Regions from separate parts of the Homo sapiens genome. Here region 2 is linked to region 1. A link is a loop called in an ENCODE intact Hi-C map of the cell type or tissue named here. Cell type or tissue: Calu3. All regions are shown on one strand. Each heading gives the region's core, and the rest is flanking DNA. Links, peaks and the distances in the headings are about the cores only. Region 1 overlaps CDKAL1 (CDKAL1 threonylcarbamoyladenosine tRNA methylthiotransferase). Region 2 overlaps CDKAL1 (CDKAL1 threonylcarbamoyladenosine tRNA methylthiotransferase).

The links. Peaks named below come from ENCODE experiments on the same cell type or tissue, not always from the same donor. Only the 100,000 strongest peaks of a DNase experiment are listed, where the experiment ranks them.
Region 2: it touches region 1 in a loop (2.7-fold over the local background); 1 of 110 quality-filtered maps calls a loop at or near these places.

The regions. Positions count from the first base shown.
Region 1 is chr6:20,585,727-20,597,289 of GRCh38, reverse strand. The region is part of intron 4 of CDKAL1 (CDKAL1 threonylcarbamoyladenosine tRNA methylthiotransferase); the gene reads right to left. Among named protein-coding and RNA genes, the nearest start is that of CDKAL1, 57 kb to the right of the region's middle. RefSeq lists a silencer at 10,505-10,705. In Calu3, for the core only: no CTCF peak of the experiment used is centred there; no DNase peak of the experiment used is centred there.
Region 2 is chr6:20,682,963-20,694,525 of GRCh38, reverse strand. The region is part of intron 5 of CDKAL1 (CDKAL1 threonylcarbamoyladenosine tRNA methylthiotransferase); the gene reads right to left. Among named protein-coding and RNA genes, the nearest start is that of CDKAL1, 150 kb to the right of the region's middle. RefSeq lists an enhancer at 7,984-8,485. In Calu3, for the core only: no CTCF peak of the experiment used is centred there; DNase peaks (open chromatin) are centred at 5,365 and 8,194.

The sequences.
Region 1 (11,563 bases), core at 1,072-9,071:
AGGCGTGGTGGCAGGCGCCTGTAGTCCCAGCTACTCGGGAGGCTGAGGCAGGAGAATGGCATGAACTCAGGAGGCAGAGGTTGCAGTGAGTTGAGATCACACCACTGCACTCCAGCCTGGGCGACAAAGCGAGACTCCGTCTGAAAAAATAAAAATAAAAATAAATAAAAAATAAAAATAAAGGGGTGGCTGGCAAGATGGCCAAATAGGAACAGCTCTGGTCTGCAGCTCCCAGCCAGATCAACACAGAAGGCGGGTGATTTCTGCGTTTCCAACTGAGGTGCCAGGCTCATCTCAACGGGCCTGGTTAGACAGTGGGGGCAGCCCATGGGGGGCAAGCCGAAGCAGGGCGGGGCGTTGCCTCACCTGGGAAGCACAAGGCATCGAGGAACTCCCTCCCCTAGCCAAGGGAAGCCGTGAGGGACTGTGCCTAGAGGAACAGTGCACTTCAGCCCAGATACTACACTTTTCCCATGGTCTTCACAATCCCTCGGGTGCCTACACCACCAGGGCCCTGGGTTTCAACCACAAAACTGGGCAGCCATTCAGACACTGAGCTAGCTGCAGGAGTTTTTCTACATACCCTAGTGGCGCCTAGAATGCAAGCGAGAAAGAACCATTCACTCTCCTGGAAAGGGGGCTGAAGCCAGGGAGCCAAGTAGTCTAGCTCAGCAGATCCCACTCCCACAGAGCCCAGCAAGCTAAGATCTACTGGCTTGAAATTCGCACTGCCAGCACAGCAGTCTGAAGTTGACCTGGGACACTCAAGCTTGGTGTGGGGAGGGATGTCCACCATTACTGAGGCTTGAGTAGGCGGTTTTCCCCTCACAGTGTAAACAAAACTGCCAGGAAGTTTGAACTGGGCAGAGCCCACCACAGCTCGGCAAAGCCGCTGTAGCCAGACTGCCTCTCTAGATTCCTCCTCGCTGGGGAGGGCATCTCTGAAAGAAAGTCAACAGCCCCAGTCAGAGGCTTATAGATAAAACTCCCATCTCCCTGGGACAGAGCACCTGGGGGAAGGGGCAGCTGTGGGCACAGCTTCAGCAGACTTAAACATTCCTGCCTGCCGGCTCTGAAGAGGGCAGCAGATCTCCCAGAACAGTGCTCAAATTCTGCTAAGGGACAGGACTGCCTCCTCAAGTGGGTCCCTGATCCTCGTGCCTCCTGGCTTGGAGACACCTCCCAGAAGGGGTTGACAGACACCTCATACAGGAGAGCTCCGGCTGGCATCTGGCAGACGAAGTTTCCAGAGGAAGTAACAGGCAGCAATCTTTGCTGTTCGGCAGCCTCTGCTGGTCATACCCAGGTAAACAGGGTCTGGAGTGGACCTCCAGCAAACTCCACCAGCCCTGCAGCAGAGGGTCCTGACTGTTAGAAGGAAAATTAACAAACAGAAAGGAATAGCATCAACATCAACAAAAAGGACGTCCACTCAGAGACCCCATCCGAAGGTGAACAACATCAAAGACCAAAGGTAGATGAATCCACGAAGATGAGGAAAAACCAGCGCAAAAAGGCTGAAAATTCCAAAAACCAGAATGCCTCTTCTCCAAAGGATCACAACTCCTCGCCAGCAAGGGAACAAAACTGGACAGAGAATGAGTGTGACGAACTGACAGAAGTAGGCTTCAGAAGGTGGGTAATAACAAACTCCTATGAGCTAAAGGAGCATGTTCTAACCCAATGCAAGGAAGCAAAGAACCCTGAAAAAAGGTGAGAGGAATTGCTAACTAGAATAACCAGTTTAGAGAAAAACATAAATGACCTGATGGAGCTGAAAAACACAGCATGAGAATTTCAAGAAGCATTCACAAGTATCAATAGCCAAACGGATCAAGCGGAAGAAAGGATATCAGAGACTAAAGAGACTAAAGATCAACTTAATGAAATAACCCATTATTAGAGAAAAAAGAATGAAAAGGAATGAACAAGGCCTCCAAGAACTATGGGACTATGTGAAAAGACCAAACCTACGTTTGATTGGTGTACCTGAAAGTGATGGGGAGAATGGAACCAAGTTGGAAAACACTCTGCAGGATACTATCCAGGAGAACTTCCCCAACCTAGAAGACATGCCAACATTCAAATTTAGGAAATACAGAGAACACCACAAAGATACTCCTGGAGAAGAGCATCCCCAAGACACATAATCGTCAGATTCACAAAGGTTGAAATCAAGAAAAAAACGTTAAGGGCAGCCAGAGAGAAAGGTCAGGTTACCCACAAAGGGAAGCCCATCAGACTAACAGTGGATTTCTTTGCAGAAACCATACAAGTCAGCAGAGAGTGGCGGCCAATATTCAACATTCTTAAAGAAAAGAATTTTCAACCCAGAATTTCATATCCAGCCAAACTAAGCTTCATAAGTGAAGGAGAAATAAAATCCTTTACAAACAAGCAAATGCTGAGAGATTCCAGGCCTGCCTTACTAGAGTTCCTGAATGAAGCACTAAATATGGAATGGAAAAACCAGTACCAGCCACTGCAAAAACATACCAAATTGTAAAGACCATCAATGCTATGAAGAAATTGCATCAACTAATGGGCAAAATAACCAGCTAGCATCATAATGACAGGATCAAATTCACATATAACAACGCTAACCATAAATGTAAATGGGCTAAATGCCCCAACTAAAAGACACGGACTGGCAAATTGGATAAAGAGTCAAGACCCGTCGGCATGCTGTATTCAGGAGACCCATCTCACATGCAAAGACACACATAGGCTCAAAATAAAGGGATGGAGGAATATTTACCAAGCAAATAGGAAGCAAAAAAAAAGCAGAGGTTGCAATCCTAGTCTCTGATGAACCAGACTTTAAACCAACAAAGATCAAAAGACACAGAGAAAAGGGCATTACATAATGGTAAAGGGATCAACGCAACAAGAAGAGCTAACTAACCTAGATGTATACACACCCAATACAGGAGCGCCCCGATTCACAGAACAAGTTCTTAGAGACCTATAAAGAGATTTACACTCTCACACAATAATAGTGGGAGACTTTAACACCCCACTGTCAACATTAGACAGATCAACAAGACAGAAAATTAACAAGGATATTCAGGACTTGAACTCAGCTCTGGAACAAGCAGACCTAATAGACATCTACAGAACTCTCCACCCCAAATCAACAGAATATACATTCTTCTCAGCACCACATCACACTTACTCTAAAACTGACCACATAATTGGAAGTAAAACACTCCTCAGCAAATGCAAAAGAACAGAAATCATAACAAACAGTCTCTCAGACCACAGTGCAATCAAATTAGAACTCAGGATTAAGAAACTCACTCAAAACCACACAACTACGTGGAAACTGAACAACCTGCTCCTGAATGACTCTGGGTAAATAACAAAATTAAGGCAGAAATGAATAAGTTCTTTGAAACCAATGAGAACAAAGACACAACGTACCAGAATCTCTAAGACACAGATAAAGCAGTGTTTGGAGGGAAATTTATAGCACTAAATGCCCACAGCAGAAAGTGGGAAAGATCTAAAATTGACACCCTAACATCACAATTAAAAGAACTAGAGAAGCAAGAGCAAACAAATTCAAAAGCTAGCAGAAGACAAGAAATAACTAAGATCAGAGCAGAAGTGAAGGAGATAGAGAGACAAATAACCTTTCAAAAAATCAATGAATCCAGGAGCTGGGTTTCTTTTTTTTTTTTTAAAGATTAATGAAATAGACCACCAGCCAAACTAATAAAGAAGAAAAGAGAGAAGAATCGAATAGACGCAATAAAAAATGATAAAGGGGAGATCACCACTGATCCCCCAGAAATACAAACTATCATCAGAGAATACTATAAATATCTCTAAGCAAATAAACTAGAAACTGTAGAAGAAATGGATATATTCCTGGACACATACACCCTCCCAAGACTAAACCAGAAAGAAGTCAAATCCCTGAGCACAGCAATAACAAGTTCTGAAATTGAGGCAGTAATTAATAGCCTACCAACCAAAACAAAGCCCAGGACCACATGGATTCACAGCCGAATTCTACTGGAGGTACAAAGAGGAGCTGGTACCATTCCTTCTGAAACTATTCCAAACAACAGAAAAAGAAGGACTCCTCCCTAACTCATTTTATGAGGCCAGCATCATCCTGATACCAAAACCTGGCAGAGACACAACAAAAAAAGAAAATTTCAGACCAATATCCCTGATGAACATTGATGCAAAAATCCTCAATAAAATACTGGCAAACCAAAACCAGCAGCACATCAAAAAGCTTATCCACCACGATCAAGTCGGCTTCATCCCTGGGATGCAAGGCTGGTTCAACATACGCAAATCAATAGATGTAATCCATCACATAAACAGAACCAATGACAAAAAACACATGATTATCTCAATAGATGCAGAAAAGGCCTTCGATAAAATTCAACACCCCTTCATGCTAAAAACTCTCAATAAACTAGGTATTGATGGAACCTATCTCAAAATAATAAGAGCTACTTATGACAAATCCATAGCCAATACCAAACTGAATGGGCAAAAGCTGAGGCCAAACACAGCGGCTCACACCTGTAATCCCAGCACTTTGGGAAGCCGAGGCGGGTGGATCACACGGTCAGGAGTTCTAGACAGCCCATCCAACATGGTGAATCCCCATCTCTACTAAGGATACAAAAAATTAGCCAGGCATGGTGGCACATGCCTGTGATCCCAGCCACGTGGGAGGCTGAGGCAGGAGAATCGCTTGAACCCAGGAGGTGAAGGTTGCAGTGGGCCGAAATTGCACCATTGCACTCCAGCCTGGGCAACAGGGTGAGACTCTGTCTCAAAAAAAAAAAAAAAAAAGCTGGAAGCATTCCCTTTGAAAAACCACACAAGACAAGGATGCCCTCTCTCACCACTCCTATTCAACATAGTAACATAGTATTAGAAGTTCTGGCCAGGGCAATCAGCCAAGAGAAAGAAATAAAGGGTATTCGAATAGGAAGAGAGGAAGTCAAATTACCTCTGTTTGCAGATGACATGATTGTATATTCAGAAAACCCAAAAACTTCTTAATCTGATAAGCAACTTCAGCAAAGTCTCAGGATACAAAATCAATGTGCAAAAATCATAAGCATTCCTATACACCAATAACAGACAAACAGAAAGCCAAATCAGGAGTGAACTCCCATTCACAATTGCTACAAGGAGAATAAAATACCTAGGAATCCAACTTACAAGGGATGTAAAGGACCTCTTCAAGGAGAACTACAAACCGCTGCTCAAGGAAATAAGAGAGGACACAAACAAATGCAAAAACATTCCATGCTCATGGATAGGAAGAATCAATATCATGAAAATGGCCATACTATCCAAAGTAATTTATAGATTCAATGCTATCTCCATCAAGCTACCATTGACTTTCTTCACACAATTAGAAAAAACTACTTTAAATTTCATCTGGAACCAAAAAAGAGCCCGTATAGCCAAGACAAACCTAAGCAGAAGAACAAAGCTGGAGGCATCAGGCTACCTGACTTCAAACAATACTACAAGGCTACGGTAACCAAAACAGCATGGTACTGGTACCAAAACAGATATATAGACCAACGGAACAGAATAGAGGCCTCAGAAATAATGCCACACATCTACAACCATCTGATCTTTGACAAAGCTCACAAAAACAAGAAATGGGGAAAGGATTCCCTATTTAATAAATGGTGTCGGGAAAACTAGTTAGCCATATGCAAAAAACTGAAACTGGACCCCTAACAGAAACTGGACCCCTTCCTTACACCTTATAGAAAAATTAACTCAAGATGGATTAAAGACTTAAACGTAAGACCTAAAATCATAAAAACCCTAGAATAAAACCTAGGCAATACCATTCAGGACACAGGAATGGGCAAAGACTTCATGACTAAAACACCAAAAGCAATGACAACAAAAGCCAAAATAGACAAATGGGATCTAATTAAACTAAAGAGCTTCTGCACAGCAAAAGAAACTATCATCAGAGTGAACAGGCAACCTACAGAATGGGAGAAAATTTTTGCAATCTATCCATTTAACAAAGGGCTAATATCCAGAATCTACAAAGAACTTAAACAAATATACAAGAAAAAAATAACCCCATCAAAAAGTGGGCGAAGAATATGAACGGACACTTCTCAAAAGAAGACATTTATGTGGTCAACAAACATATGAAAAAAAGCTCATCATCACTGGTCATTGGAGAAATGCAAATCAAAACCACAATGAGATACCATCTCATGCCAGTTAGAATGGCGATCATTAAAAAGTCAGGAAACAACAGATGCCAGAGAGGATGTCGAGAAATAGGAACGCTTTTACACTGTTGATGGGAGTGTAAATTAGTTCAACCATTGTGGAGGACAGTGTGGCAATTCCTCAAGGATCTAGAACCAGAAATACCATTTGACCCAGCAACCCCATTACTCGGTATACACCCAAAGGATTATAAATCATTCTACAATAAAGACAGATGCACATGTATGTTTATTGCAGCACTTTTCACAATAGCAAAAACTAGGAACCAACCCAAATGCCCATCAATGATAGATTGGATAAAGAAAATGTGGCACATATACACCATGGAATACTATACAGCCATAAAAAGGATGAGTTCATGTCCTTTGCAGGGACATGGATGAAGCTGGAAACCATCATTCTCAGCAAACTAACACACGAACAGAAAACCAAACACTGCATGTTCTCACTCATAAGTGGGAGTTGAACAATGAGAACACATGGACACAGGGAGGGGAACATCACACACCGGGGGCTGTTGGGGAGTGGGGGGCTAGGAGAGGGATAGCATTAGGAGAAATACCTAATGTAGATGATGGGTTGATGGGTGCAGCAAACCACCGTGGCACGTGTATACCTATGTTTTGAACAAACCTGCACATTCTGCACATGTATCCCAGAACTTAAAGTATAATAAAATAAATAAAAAATAAAAACAAAAAAATAAAATTATGGTGCCCTTACTCTGTGCATAGTAGGTAATTTGCATATCTAGTCTAGAATCATCATGATGGCCTTATTAGATACAACATAATATAATCTTGTTTTTAAAGATGAAAAATGAGACTGAAAGTAAAGTAACCTGGGGACAGTCATATGACTATCAAATGAAAGAGCAAGAATTAAAACACAGTATTAACAACTGTTAATACTTCATTAATATTAGTACAATACAATAAGCAGCCTACTACTTATATGAGCACTTTTAAGTACCTTAAATATTTTCATTTAAATTCATTTACTACTTATAACTGTCATATGGAATAAGCACTATTATCCTCATTTTATAAATGAGAAAACTGGGGACAAAGAGATGGAACAGCTTTCTCAAAGTCACATGGCAAGCAAAGTGGCTCTTGGACTTACACAGCCTGGTGCCATCACCCAAATTCTTAACCCGTGCACTACCATTTCTCTAATCCTTAAAATAAAGCAATGCAATTTTAAAGTCAGTGTATAACTCTGTGAAACTTTAAACATAAATTTGGACATCATTTTTAGCACTTCACTGAATATGAGAAAAACTAATAATATAAGAAATTTCACTGAAATATGAGAAAAACTAATAATATGAGAAAAACTAATAAAATAATTACAAAAGTACTTTTAGTAGTATGTTCTTTTTCTGAATTCAATCCCACTGATGTGAAGGCCGTCCACTTTCCTAAAGAGCTGAAAGGCACGTAATGAATCATTTTCTAATCAAACAAGAAGTATTACAAGATCCTGGAACGTTCCCTGAGAATACCTACCAAAGGAAACTTGAGAAACAATATTATCAACTATAGAGTTAAAGAAACAGAAATTCTACTTACAAAGCTAAGCCTTTCAATTTCATTGGCTTTCAGCAAGACTAGCGATTGCATCTAAACTCAAACAGGAAGCAATCTGACACTTTCTTCTCAGAACGTGCAGAACATGTGTGTGTAATGTCAAATACAAAATAAAAAGGAAGTAACTAACTGCTTTTTACTAGTGTTTTTACTAACACTGAAGTAAAAACAAGATTAATATGCAAGATTAGTATTTTTTTGTCATTAGTATCTTTTTCTTTACTAGTATCTTTAGTATTTTAATGGTTCTAATCAATGATATCAATGATATCTAGCCTCAACATTCATAATATGTGAATCTGATAACAAAAGGCAAATAAAATTTCTCTGTGTGGCTGCAGATGTTCACGGAGACAGAAAGACCACCAATAATTTCACACAGGACTACATGAATGAAAAATAAGCAAGATATCTCCTTTTTGTAGTGATATTTTTAAATCACCTGAACCAAGACTGTTTGATTCACATAAAACCATAAATGAAAATATTATAAGATTTCAAACTTTCCATTTTATAAAATAAACAAGTATATAATCCTATAAAACAGAAATGGATGGTAGCTAGGCTGGAGACATATTGATTAATTTGAGCTTTCCAGTCTACTCTAAGAAAATAACACATTTTTAGGACTGTAATATCTACAACAGAAACAGCATTAAAATGTAAAATAGATGAGATTATTTTAAAAGGAGGTCTCTAGCTCATTAACTTACTAGAGAAACAGAGTTCGAAAATGATAAAGTTTGAAAGTATAATTTTACTAATGTTGCCTCTTAACTTTTGAAAGACTGCCAAGGATACCTAAGCAAAAAGGAAAAAGATTAATTAAAAAAATCCACCTTAGAGCTACCGAACGTAGGAGTGCTAGAGGGAAAACCTGAAATAGAAAGAAAACTTCAAAGAGATTCTGTAATCGAAGATGCCTTATTCTTGACTGCCTCATCTCAGAGATTAAAGAAGATTTTTAAAGCTGTTCCATGGACATAGAGATCAAACATTTATAAATGTTTATAATTTTACAAGTCCTAAATTCAAAGGTGGGCTCAAAGAAATGAGTAGCGTAGGCTGCTAGAAACAAAGATGAATTTTTGGGTGAGGGAGTCATGTAGAAGGTAGCTTTGAAGAATATACTCTTTGGGTTATAGAGAAGGAAGAGTATTTTTGAAAAGTTCACTCAACATTGAGAACACCTAAATGAACCACAATAAAATGCTAGGGAAAGGGAATCAAGGATCAGCCTTAATTATCTCTACTGGATATTAACAAGTATTAAACCCATCAAATATTCCCACAGCAACAATTTTTTGTTTGGTTGGTTTTTGTGGTGTTTTTGTTTTATTTTGTTTTGTTTTGAGGCAGGGTCTTGCTCTGTCGCCCAGGCTGGAGTGCAGTGGCATGATCTTGCCTCACAGCAACTTCCACCTCCCAGGCTTCAAGCCATCCTCCCACTCAACCTCCTTAGCAGCTGGGACCATAGGTGCATGCCACCATGCCTGGCTAAATTTTTATATTTTTCATAGAAACAGGGTCTCGCTATGTTGCCCAGGCTGGTCTCGAACTCCTGGGCTCAAGCAATCTGCCCAACTTAACCTCCCAAAGTGCTGGGATTACAAGCATGAGCCACAGTACCCAACTTCTGGGGGTTTTTTTTGGTTTTTGGTTCTGGTGTATTGAGTTGGTTTTTTGAGGGGGGCGGTTTGTTTGTTTGTTTGTTTTCAGACAGGGTCTCACTCTGTTGCCCAGGCTGGAGTACAGTGGCATGATCATGGCTCACTGCAGCCTCAAAATCTGGGGCTCAAGAAATCCTGCCATCTCAGCCTCCAGAGTAGCTGGGACTACAGGTGGGCACCACCACACCCAGCTAATTTTTTAATTTTTTGTAAGGATAGGGTCTCACTACGCTGCCCACGCTGGTGGCAAACTCCTGGGCTAAAGCGATCCTCCCACCTCAGCCTCTCAAAGTGCTGGGATTACAAGCATGAGCCACCATGCCCAGCCCACAGCATCTGTTTTGTAGCAGTTCAAGATTATCATATAAACCTAACTAGATCTTCTCTTGTAAAGTGAAAATTTCAACAATTCAGATTCTTGGTTTGTAGATAATTTATAAGTTTTATTATCTGTTAGCTTCGAACTCTCATCCCCTAAAATGAAAAGAAGGAGGCCAGGCGTGGTAGCTCATGCCTGTAATCCCAGCACTTTGGGAGGCTGCGGCAGGTGGATCACCTGAGGTCAGGAGTTCGAGATCAGCTTGGCCAAAATGGCAAAACCGCGTCTCTACTAAAAATACAAAAATTAGCGGGGCGTGGTGGCACGCGCCTGTAATCTCAGCTACTCAGGAGGCTGGGGCAAGAGAATCACTTGAACCCGGGAGGTAGAGGATGCAGTGAGCCGAGATCTTGCCATTGCCCTCCAGCCTGGGCAAAAAGAGCAAAACTCCGTCTCAAAAAAAAAAAAAAAAAAAAAAAAACACCTGGAGGAAGAACATTCCAGGCATGAGGGAATAGCAAGTGCAAGCATATGCTTGGTATATTCAAAGAAGAGCAAGAAAATGAGGGCGGCAGTGGTAGCAGGAGATGAAGTCAAGAGAAGTAGAAAAGGTGTTCACTTCATCTGGCCTTTGTAAACCTCAGAACATGATATAAATCTTGGCTTCCACTCATGTGGATATTTACATTTAAATCAATTAAAATAAAATTTAAAATTCAGTGCCTCAGTTGCACTAGCCGGATCTGAAGTACTTAACAGACACATGGCCAGTGGCTACCATATTAGCACAGATTAGAGCACTTCCTTTTTTTATGTTTGTTTTGAGATAGAGTTTCACTCGTCACCCAGGCCGGAGTGCAGTGGCGTGATCTCGGCTCACTGCAACCTCCGCCTCCCAGGTTCAAGTGATTCTCCTGCCTCAGCCTCTCAAGTAGCTGGGATTATAGGCACTGGCCACCAAGCCTGGCTAATTTTTGTATTTTTAGTAGAGATGGGGTTTCACCACATTGGCCAGGCTGTTCTCGAACTCCTGACCTCAGGTGATCCACCCACCTTGGCCTCCCAAAGTGCTGGGATTACATGAGTGAGCCACCCTGTGCCTGGCCGAGCACTTCCATTTTTGCAGAAAGTTGTACTAGACAGCATTGTGAATTTTGAGCAGAAAAGTAAAATAATCTGACTTAGGTTTCGAAGAATCTCTGATCACTGTGTGGAAAACAGATGGTTGAGGGAAAAGCTAGGAGATAAAACAGGTAACTATTATAATCCAGGCAAGATGATGCTGGCTTAGACCACAGTGGTAGCCTAAGTGAAGGTGATAAAAATGATAGGATTATGGATATGCTTAAAGGTAGAGCCAGCAGGATTTGCTGATAGACTCAGTGTGTGATGTGGAAACAAGTAGTTATCCTTGACTCCAAAGTCTTTGGCTCAAGCAACTGAAAAGACTCAGAATCCTTTTACTGAGATATGAAGAACATGGAGCAACAGATTTGTGGGGGAGATTAGTAGTTTTGGACATGGTAAATAGACATGCCTTTTAAAGATCCAAATTCAGATGATATGTAAGCAGAGAGCCCAGGGTTCCAAAAAAAAAAGCATCAGCATAGAGAAAGTACCTAAAAGCTATGGGACTCTATAAAAACCCAAATAAGTGAGTATAGGTGGAAAAGTAAAACAAAGTGCCTTGGGGATGCTCCAACATTTCGGTATGATAAGAAGGAACCAGCAAA
Region 2 (11,563 bases), core at 1,260-9,259, 97 kb before region 1:
CAAGATTAATACAGACATGGACAATATGCAAGCTGTGGGAGTAGAACCTTCTCTACGCAACTCAAAAAAATGACATCCTGATGCACAGGTAGAGATGCCCATTCTTCTCCTTCTGTGGAACCAAAGGGGGTCTCCCTAGATCCAGAGTAGAACACTGTGACTTTAATAAAAGTAACTGGCAGGGGCCAGGCACAGTGGCTCATGCCTGTAATCTCAGCACTTTGGGAGGCCGAGGCAGGAGGACTGCTTGAGCCCAGGAGTTTGAGATCCAGCCTGGGCAACATAGTGAAACCCTGTCTCTACAAAAAATACGTTTGTTTGTTTGCTTGTTTGTTTGTTTGTTTGTTTGTTTATAAAGATAGTTATAAAACTCCACATAAACTTGGAGGTTAAGTAACAAACTGAGAACACTTCTATACCAACCACCTACATACACACACACACACACACACACACACACACATACACACACACACACACACAAAGTTAGCCGGGTGTGTTAGTGTGTGCCAGTGGTCCCAGCTCCTCGGGAGGCTGAAGTGGGAGGATCCTCTGAGCCTGGGAGATCGAGGTTGCAGTGAGCCATGATCATGTCACTGCACTCCAGCTTGGGTGACACAGAGAGATCTTGTCTTAAAAAAAAAAAAAAAGTAGCTGGCAAGTTCTCAAGAAGACCCATGCCAAGCATGACTCCTATCAGTTACTTGTTAATTAAACTAAGAACTTTTCTGAGTGAAGCAATCTCAAGGTCAAGTTTAACCAGGTCTTATGAAAGCTTTTAGTATTACTTCAGTTATTCTCATTAAGTGGATAAGACATGACAAGGAAAGGCAAAAGTATTTCTGTGGTCTCAACTTTCAGAAAGCCATAGGCGAGAAAGCAAGGCTGCTGCTGTGTGCAGTGCTAGGCATTGGCTAATATAAAGTATATTAACTAAAAAGAACTAAATATAGGACATTTGTCCCTGAAAGAAACATATCTATCTGGAAATAGAATTCTGTCATTTGCCCTGTTTTGAGGGAAGGGAGAAAGTAACTGTTCTTCTCCCTCTTGATAAAATGCACACAAAAAGTCCAGACAACTGACAGTTCTATAAGTTTGGTCTCAGAGGATTTCAGAGTCCTGGAATTGAATAAAAGAATTATCTTATTTCAACTGGGCAAATTATCAGAAATGGTTACAAGTTTCAACAATGGTTAGTATTTCTGACTAAGCAGAAAGGGCAATAAAAATTTCTACACATTAAATATTTGAAAAGGAAACAAAGATGGAAGAAAAAAGTGAGAGGCCTTCTTAGACTGTGAAGAACCACCCACCACAGAGAGAGCTGAGATCCTGTCCCTTACTCATGTGCAAGCCCCAACTGTCTTTTTTTTTTTTTTTTTTTTTTTTTTTTGAGACAGAGTCTCGCTTTGTTGCCCAGGCTGGAGTGCAGTGGCGCAACCTCGGCTCACTGCAAGCTCTGCCTCCCAGGTTCACGCCATTCTCCTGCCTCAGCCTCCCGAGTAGCTGGGACTATTGGCACCTGCCACCATGCCCGGCTAATTTTTTGTATTTTTTTTTAGTAGAGATTGGGTTTCACCGTGTTAGCCAGGATGGTCTCGATCTCCTCACGTCGTGATCCACCCACCTCGGCCTCCCAAAGTGCTGGGATTACAAGTGTGAGCCACCGCACCCGGCCACAACTGTCTTTTAACTTTACTACATGACAATGCTCATTTTCTCTACATTGTGACCACTCAAAGCACTGGCTTACCAAATTTTTCCAGTAGGTTAGGGTTTTTTTTTAATGTTCTGGGCTGATAAAGAAAAATATTAAATGAAGCCTCAAAAGATAATATTTTCCAGAAAAAAAGTACAAAACTGATAATTACTGTTACTTTCCATAGCTGATATTCCCCACCATCAAGCTTTCTACCATGATTTCACTTTGGTTTTTGTGATTTTGAACCACAAGAATCACAAAATTTCAGAGTTCTAGAAATAATTAACCCCCTCTGTGACCCAGAAGAAAATTCTGTGGAATCCCAAATCAAAGCCCAGAATGGTTTTAAACATTATTGTCAAAGCATATAAAAATGAAGAAAACCAGAGATAATTACTATCATTTCACTTATTGATTAGTAGTAGGCAGAATTCACAAGATTTTATGATGTTTGGAGCTCCCAACAGAAAGCTGACTAAAACAGTTATAAAATTCCACATTAACTTGGAGGTTGAGTAACAAACTGAGAACACTTCTCTACCAATCATCTCTAAATCTTTAGTCATTTTGACATGTTTAACTTCAGTTTAAAATCCTGGCAAAGAAATAGTGAGAATTGCCCTTGACTTTATGCCCTTCATATGTACTCTATTAAGCCTGATTTACTCAGAGGGGGGAGAAAAACACTCCAATTGGTAGATAGTAATCTTATGTAAATGTCAAAATGTCTTAGTATTCAGGGTAAGCAAAAGCTGCCATGCCTATACAACAAATCCTATAAGACAAAAGTTCTACAAAATTTTTAAACTGCACACTGCGAAAACTTAAAAATTAAAAACTTTTGTGCATACCACCAAATTTATGTATATTTGCTTATAAATTATATACATACTTTACTGTAGAAAAATTGGTTGTGTATATTACATAACATATATAAAATAGAAATGAAAAAGAATGGGAAATAAAAAAGAATGAAATAAAAATGAAGTTTTTAATATTTTCTTCTCACCCAACTCCAAATCTAGCCTAGGGATATGTACATCCCACTATGGAGACAACTACAAGAAAAGACAAGGAAGGAGACTGAGACGCATAATGAGCTTTCTTTCACAATGCTTTGGAGTCCTCTCTAAATTATGTAAGCATTGACAACTGAAAACCTTCTCAAACTCGGGAGAGCTGTTTTTAGCCCTTTCTCAATTATCCTCACCTCCCTGAGAGGATACACGGTAAGAGAGGAGGCAACAAGATGAAACAGCCAGCATGGAGACCTCTGGTTAATAAGAAAATAAGGCCTCCTCTAATAAGGAAGTTTAATAAAACTACAGACTAAATTAAGTGTACATATCCACTCTGCCAGCGATGACTTTCACTTAGCCAGGCACTCATGCTCGCCTTGCCTCAGACCATTACTCGGTGTAAGCTCTATTATCAATCACCCTCTCCAACATCACCAAGCAGAAGGCAGGCTGGCCCCACCATGCCATCTGTACACACACCTGCTCTCAGCAGCAGTCGCTGCTCAGGGTCTGCCGGCCCAGAGATGCCCAGGCCCAGAGGGCACCACTGTGAATTCATATTTTCTGCAGGAACTAGTCCAAAGATTTGGGAAGAAAAACTGGAAAGAGCCAAAGGCAAGAGACAGGACAATGAATGGCCGTTTACAAATGGCAGCCACATAATCTCCTGCGGGGTGTTTGTGGGGTCGTGGTCATAAAGTGTTTACCTACTCATAGTCCCTAAGACCTTCGAAGTCATTATTGCCTATTACCTGTAATAATACCTGCTTTTCTAAAAATCTACCAAAATAGTATTGTTGCATGCAATACATGTTTCATTTTAAAAGTATATTCACCACCATATAAGCAAAATAATTAGCATATCAGAATCTTAATTTTTTGTTTTTCCTATTTACAGTAATAAAGTCCCAAGCAGTCAGTAGTGGTACATAAGAATATTACTCAATGAACTCACATGACATCTGTAAAATCCGCTCTCAAGATCTGAAAGTTATATTCATTTTTTATCAGTTTTTATGAACATGGTAAAGTAGTCTTGACTTCCACAGTTCCCTTATAGCTAATTCTTAATATACAAGAAACTCATATAAGTATACGTGAAAAACATGAAGTCTATAATAAAGACAATATAAATAGTAAATAATCAAAAAAATATAAAAAAAATTCTATTTTGTTTATAATCAAAGAAAATATATTAAAACAATGAGCTGTCATCCCAATCTCCATTAAATTAGCAAAACTAAAATTGGAAATACTAAAAGCACAAGTGGCAGGGGTGTGTCTCCCTCATTCTCACACACTGCGGTAGTAAGGCTAATGGATATCTCTTCTCTAGAGAACAGTGTTGAAAAATATGTCTGGAGTTCGTAAAATGCTCATTCTGTGACCGAAAATTCCACCTTCATCAACTAGATCTACATTTTTTAAAATGCAATACCAAAAAAGAAGGTAAAGACTTACACCCAAAGATGTTCATTTATTTGACAGTTATAATACATTTATACTACTGAATAAAAAATTGGATAAAATCTAAGTACTCAGCCAAAAAATATATACAACTTATAGTATATCCATAAAATGAAATATTACATAGCCATTTAAAAAATTACCTCATTAAACACATGTGTTTTTTAAAAAGTAGGATACAAAAATATGTACGATATAATTTCATGTAAGTAAAAGAGAATCCAATACAGAAAAAAGATTGGCAAGTCATATGCTAGCATGTTAACTATGGTAACCATTACACAAGGAGATACAGGTGACTTTTAAATTGTATTTTCCAAATGGTCTACAATGTGAAAGTTATTTTTCATAATTGGGAGGCAAAATGATTTTAAAAATCCATGGATTAACAAACAATGAAATTTCAAAAAGTTAGCTATTCTGTAACACTAAGACCACCATAAGCCTTATACAATAAAAACAGAATTTCTTATCATTCAATTCTGAATGATTCTGAAATGTTCTTTTTGCAGGGAGGGGTAAATGGCACCCATTCATTGCAATTAAATACCTCTCTATTTTTTTGGTCCATTTTTCCATAAAGAAAATTAGAGCACAGATACATGAAATTTCTTTGAAAACCACAACATAAACCTTTAACAAGTAACAACCAGTAATAACAAAAACACCATTTACCTCTAGGTGGAAATTATATATAATACTCATGAAATGAACATTACAGTTTTGCCCCTAAAAATGGTTGTGGGGACTTCAGGTTTCCAGTTCAGCATCTGAGAAGCTTGGAAGTTGCTATTCCATCCTACCAACAAGTGAAAAAACTAAACAAACTAACAAATCATTCTTTTTAGATATGTAAGAGAATTGAGGTCACCAGGCAAATCACTGCCCCTAATATTGGAGACACCAACTGGCAGATACCAAAAATCACAATTTGCCTGAGCAGAAAACCACAAACCTCCACGGGAACGAGTGTTAGGGTAGGAAAATCTAAACTGTAATTTATGTATTGCTGGAGGCTCAGTGTGGACAACTTTTAGAGTAAAGTTAAAAACTCCAGGATGACTCAGTCACTGGGGCCCCATACTTGCGTGAATTTTTACCTCCAGGAGCTTGACCTGGTTCTCACAGTGAATACTGGAGCAAAATCCCCTCATGCTTCCAGTAGGGGAAAGGTAAAAGAAACTATATGGAAACTCACCAGAGTACTCTGTTCTTAAAGTCTGCTCTCAGGAAAAACTAGTTAACTACAGCCTAACCTGCTGGGGTGTCACCAGAGCCTAAATGACCTGGGTGAAAACAAATGCCCAGCTCCAGCCAAGTCTAGCTTTCTAGTCCCTCCTGAAGGGGAGAGGACTAAGAAGAACTTGTGAGGATCACAGTAAGCACAGGCTTACTAAAGGACTGAGACCTAATCAGTGGATTACAGAACACTCCCTCTCCCCCAACACCTTAATACCACATCACTGAAGACCTATTTATACCAGTTTCTGTTTCTCAGTACTTCGTGTCTAGATAGCAAGAAAAAAGTGCAAGGTGTACTAAAAGCATCAAAGACAATTTGAAGAGACAGCAAGAATCAGAACCAGACTCAGATATGGCAGAATGTGGGAATTATCAGACTGGGAATTTAAAACAACAATGATTAACATGCTATGGGTGCCAATGGAAAAAATGGACAGCATGTAAGAAAAGAAGGGCAATGTAAACAGACAAAAAGAAATTCTAAAACAGAACAAAAAACATATAAGAGAAATCAAAAACACTAACGGAAATGAAGAATGACTTAGACAAGCTTACTAGTAGACTAGACATGGCTGAGCAAAGACTCTCTCTGAGCTTGAAGATATCACAATAGAAATGTACAAAACTGAAAAGCACAAAGAAAAAAGACTAAAAACAAAAAAAAAACGAAAGAAACCTCTCAACAGAATATTCAAGAACAATGAGATGATTACAAAAGGTGTAACATACATGTGATAGAATACTAGAAGCGGAAGTAGAAGATAAAGGAACAGCAGAAATATACAGAGCAGTAATCACTGAAAATTTCCCTAACTTTATGCCACATACCAATCAAAAGATTCAGGAGACTGTGAATGCCAAGCAGGATAAAAACCAAAAAAACTATACCTATGCATGACATATGCAAACTACAGAAAGTCAAAGATAAAGAAAAAAACCTGAAAGAAGCCAGAGGTGGGGGGTGAGGGGGGAATAACCCTTAGCTAGACAGAAGCAAAGATAAGAATTACATTTTACTTCTGCTAGAAACCATACAAGCGAGTGGTAAAGTAAAATAAAGTGTTGATAAAAAAAAAGAAAAAACAACAACATAGAATTCTGTAACCCGCAAAATCATTCTTCAAAAGTGAAGGAAAAATACTTTCTCAAACAAACAAAAATTGAGAGATTTTTTTGCCAGTAGATCTACCTTGCAAGAAATTAAAAAAAAAAATCCTTTACATAGGATAAAAATGATGTAGGTCAGAAATTTGGATCTAGAGAAAGAAGCAGGGCAAGGTGGCTCATGCCTATAATCCTAGCACTATGGTAGGCAGAGGCAGACAGATCACTTGAGCCCAGGAGCTCAAGACCAGCCTGGGCAACATGGCAAAATCCCCTCTCTACCAAAAATAGAAAAATTAGCTGCATGTGGTGGTGAGTGCCTACAGTCCCAGTTACTCAGGAGGATCACCCGTGCCTAGGAGGTCGAGGCTGCAGTGAGCTGTGACCATGCACTCCAGCCTGTGTGACAGAGTAAGACCCCACCTCAAAAAACAAAATAAAATAAAATATGAAAAACAAAGAAAAGAAAAAAAGATTGATAAAAGAATAAAAGTAAAATAACTTTTTAATTTTCTTATCCCTGATTGATCTAACAAATCACAAATTTCATAACCCAGATGAAATGAACCAAATCTTGAAAAACAATCTACAAAACTCATGTAAGAAGAAAAAGACGATGTGAATAGGCCTATATCTATTAAATAAATTGAATCAATAATTAGCAACATTCTAAAACAGAAAGCACCAGGCCCAGATTGGTTCACTGGTGAATGTTACCATATTTTTTTTAATTATGACAATTTTCCATAACTTTTTCAGAAATTAGAATCAAGAGGAAATACTTCCTAACTCATTCTGAGGTCAGCATTATCCTAATACCAAAACCACACAAAGACAACACAAGAAAACTATTGACCAATATTTATCATGAACATAGATATAAAATCATCCATAGAAAATCAAATATAACAATGTATAAAAAGAATTATACACCATGACTAACTGGGATTTACCTCTGATTGCATGGCTGGTTCAACATTTGAAAATCAATTAATGTAATTCATCACATCAACAGGCTAAAGAAGAAAAATCACATAATCATAGCAATAGATTTTTCTGCATCTATTGACAGACACACTTGACAAAATCCAAAACCCATTCATGATAAAAGATCTCAGTGAACGAGATATAGAGTAACTTCAACTAGTTAAAAAGACTACAAAAATCTATAGCTAACATCATACTTAACGGTGAGAAACTCGAAGCTTTCCCACTAAAATCACGAACAAAGACAAAAATGTCCCCTCACCACTCCTTTTCAATATCATACTGGATGTCCTAGTTCAGTGGCCCCCAACCGTTTTGGCACGAGGGAAAGGTAATTTTTCCACAGATTGGGTGGGAGATGGTTTCAGAATGATTCAAGCGCATTACATTTATTGTGCACTTTATTTCTATTATTACATTGTAATATATAATGAAATAGTTACACAACTCACCATAATATAAAATCAGTGCGAGCCCTGAGCTTGTTTTCTTGCAACTACAAGGTCCCATCTGGGGGTGATGGGAGACAGTGACAGATCATCAGGCAACCTGGATACCTCACATGCACAGTTCCCAATAGGGTTCGTGCTCCTGTGAGAATCTAATGCTGCCCCTGATCTGACAGGAGGCGGAGCTCAGGTGGTAATGCAAGCAAGGGGGAGCAGCTGTAAACACAGATGAAGCTTGGCTCACTCACCCACCGCTCACCTCCTGCTATGCGGCCTGGTTCCTAACAAGCCACAGACCAGTACCAGTTCATGGCCCAGGGGTTGGGGACCCTGTCCTAGTTAATACAAGACAAGAAAAAGAAATAATAGGTATATTGATTGGGAAGGAAGAAACAAAACTGTCTTTGTTCGCAGATGAAATAAATGTCTGCATAAAACACTCAAGAGTATTGGCAAAAAAAAAAAAAACCTTAAAACAAATAAGCTATTTAGCAAGGTTTCAGGATACATAATTAATATATAAAAGTCAACTGCTTTTCCAAATACCAGCAATGAACAAGAGGAATTTGAAATTTACAACAATACCATTTACATTAGCACCTCCCAAAATGAAGGAATAACCCTAACAAAATAGGTACATGATCTATAGAAAATAAACTACAAGAGCCAGGCTTGATGGCTCATGCCTGTAATCCTAGAACTTTGGGAGGCCAAGGTGAGAGGATCACTTGAACTCAGAAGTTCAAGAGCAGACTGAGCAACAAAGGGAGACCTCATCTCTATAAAAACGTTTTAAGAACTAGCAGACTGTGATGGTGTGTGCCTATGGTTCTAGCAAAAATAAAATAAAATTTTTTAAAAAACTAAAAAAACTCTAATGAATGAAATCAAAGAACTAAATAAATGAAGAGATATTCCATATTTAGGATAGGAAGCCTCAATATTGTAAAAATGTCAGTTCTTTCCAACTTGATCTATAGATTCAATGCAATCCCTATCAAAATCCCAGCAAGTTATTTTGTGGATATCAACAAAGTGATTAGAAAGCTTACATGGCAAGGCAAAAGACCTAGAATAGCCAACATAATATTAAAAGAGAAGAATAAAGTCAGAAGGATGACACTACTCAACTTTAAGGCTTTCTGCAAAGCAACAATAATCAAGACAATGTACTACTGATGAAAGAACAGACAAACAGATCAATGGAACAGAACAAAGAGCCCAGAAATAGACCCACAAAAATACAATCATCGGATCTTTGACCAAGGAGCGAAAGCAATATGATGGTACAAAGACCATCTTCAAAAAACGGTGGTAGAACAACTGGACATCCACATGCTAAAAAAACAAATCTAAACACAGACCTTACATTCTTGACAAAAATTAGATCGAAATGGCTCAGACCTCAATGTAAAACATAAAACTACAGAACTCCTGGGAGATAACATAGGAGAAAATCTAGATGCCCTTAGGTTTGACAATGACTTTTTAGATATTACACAAAAGGCACACTCCATGAACACAAGAATCAATAAACTGGATTTCATTAAAATTATAAAATTTTGCTCTGCAAAAGATATTGTCAAGAAAATAAAAAGCAATAAAGAAAATACTTGCAAAAGATATGTCTGATAAAGATCTATAATCCAAAATACATGAAGAAATATTAAAACTCAACAATAAGAAAACAATCTGATTAAAAAATGGGGTAAAGCCCTTGACAGACACCTCTCCAAAGAAGACATGCAAACGGTAAATAAGCATATAAAAATATGCTCCACATCATATGTCATCAGGAAAATGCAAATTAAAGCAATGAGATACCACTACGAACCTCTTACAATGGCCAAATCCAGAACACTGCTAACACCAAATGTTGGCAAGGATGCGGAGCAACAGGAACTCTCATTCATTGTGGATACAAATGCAAAATGATACAGTCACTTGGAAGACAGTTTGACAGAATCTGAACATACTCTGAAACTAAACATATCTTATCAAAAGATCTAGCAATTACCTTCCTTTTGCCCTCCCAGAAGAGTTGACAACTTATGTCCATATAAAAACTGCACACAATGTTTATAGCAGCTTTATTCATTTTTTCTTTGTTTGAGACAGAGACTCACTCTGACACCAAGGCTGGAGTGCAGTGACACGATCTTGGCTCACTGCAACCTCCGCCTCCTGGACTCAAGTGATTCTCATGCCTCAGCCTCCTAAGTAGCTGGGAATACAGGCACATGCCACCACGCCCAGCTAATTTTTGTATTTTTAGTAGAGACAGGGTTTTGCCATGTTGGCCAGGCTGGTCTCAAACTCCTGACCTCAAGCGACCCACCCACCTTGGCCTCCCAAAGTGCGGGGATTACAGGCATGAGCCAACACACCTGGCCTAAAGCAGCTTTATTCATAATTGCCAAAACTTAGAAACAACCAAGATGTCCTTCAGTAAGTGAATGGATAAACTGTTGTACATTCTGACAATGAAATATTATTCAGCACTAAAAAATGGGCCATCAAGACGCGAAAAGATATAGAGGAAACTTAAGTGCATATTACTAAGTGAAAGGAACCCATCCAAAAAAGCTACAAATTATATGACTCCCACTATCTGATATCTGGGGAAATATAAAACAGTGGAGACAATCAAAACATCAGTGGATGCTAAGAGTTTGGGATGAATAAGCAGGGCAAAGATTTTAAGGGCAGTGAAATTACTCTGTATGATACAATAATGGTGGATACATGTCATTATTCATTTGTCAAAATCCATAGAAAATACCATACCAAAAGTCAACTTTAATGTAAACTACATTCTCTGGGTGATTGATAATGATGTGTCAACGTAGGTTCATCAGTTGTAACAAATGTACCATTCTGATGGGGGATACTGATCATGGGAGAGGCTGCAGATATGTGGGGGCAGGGGATATATGGAACATCTCTGTACCTTCCTCTCAATTTTGCTGTGAATCTAAACCTGCTCTAAAAAATAAAATCTATTTTAAAAAATCACTGTGAGAGAAATAAAAGAATCATTTTGTTAATTCCGATTTTGAAGAGGATAAGACACTATCAATAAGTAATTTTCTGCTAATGAATCTCTCAATATAAGTAAAGCCAAGACTTTTAAACCAAATGCTGAATTACTCTGGTACTCTAATGGATCTATATTAACACAATAAAAATAAGAAACAAAATAGCTATCTTCCAAAAACCTGGTTACTTTTTAACATCTTCTGAATATTTGAGAAGATAAATAGGAGCAGGAATGACCCAGGTTTTAAAATGAACTATGTTAACTTCCTAGCTATATAAACATGGGGGCAAGATACTTAACTCCTCTAAACTTGTTTCCTAAGCTCCAGTGGGATTAAACTAGACAAAGTATATAAAAGTACCTAACACATTACTCAATAAAATATAAGACAGGCACAGTGTGTGCACCTGTAGTTCCAGCTACTCAGGAGGCTGAGGCTGGAGGACTTCTTGAGCCCAGGAGTTCAAGGCTACAGGGTGCTATGCTTGCACCTGTGAAAGTCACTGCACTCCTGCCTAGGCAACATAGCAAGACCCTGTCTCTAAAAAAA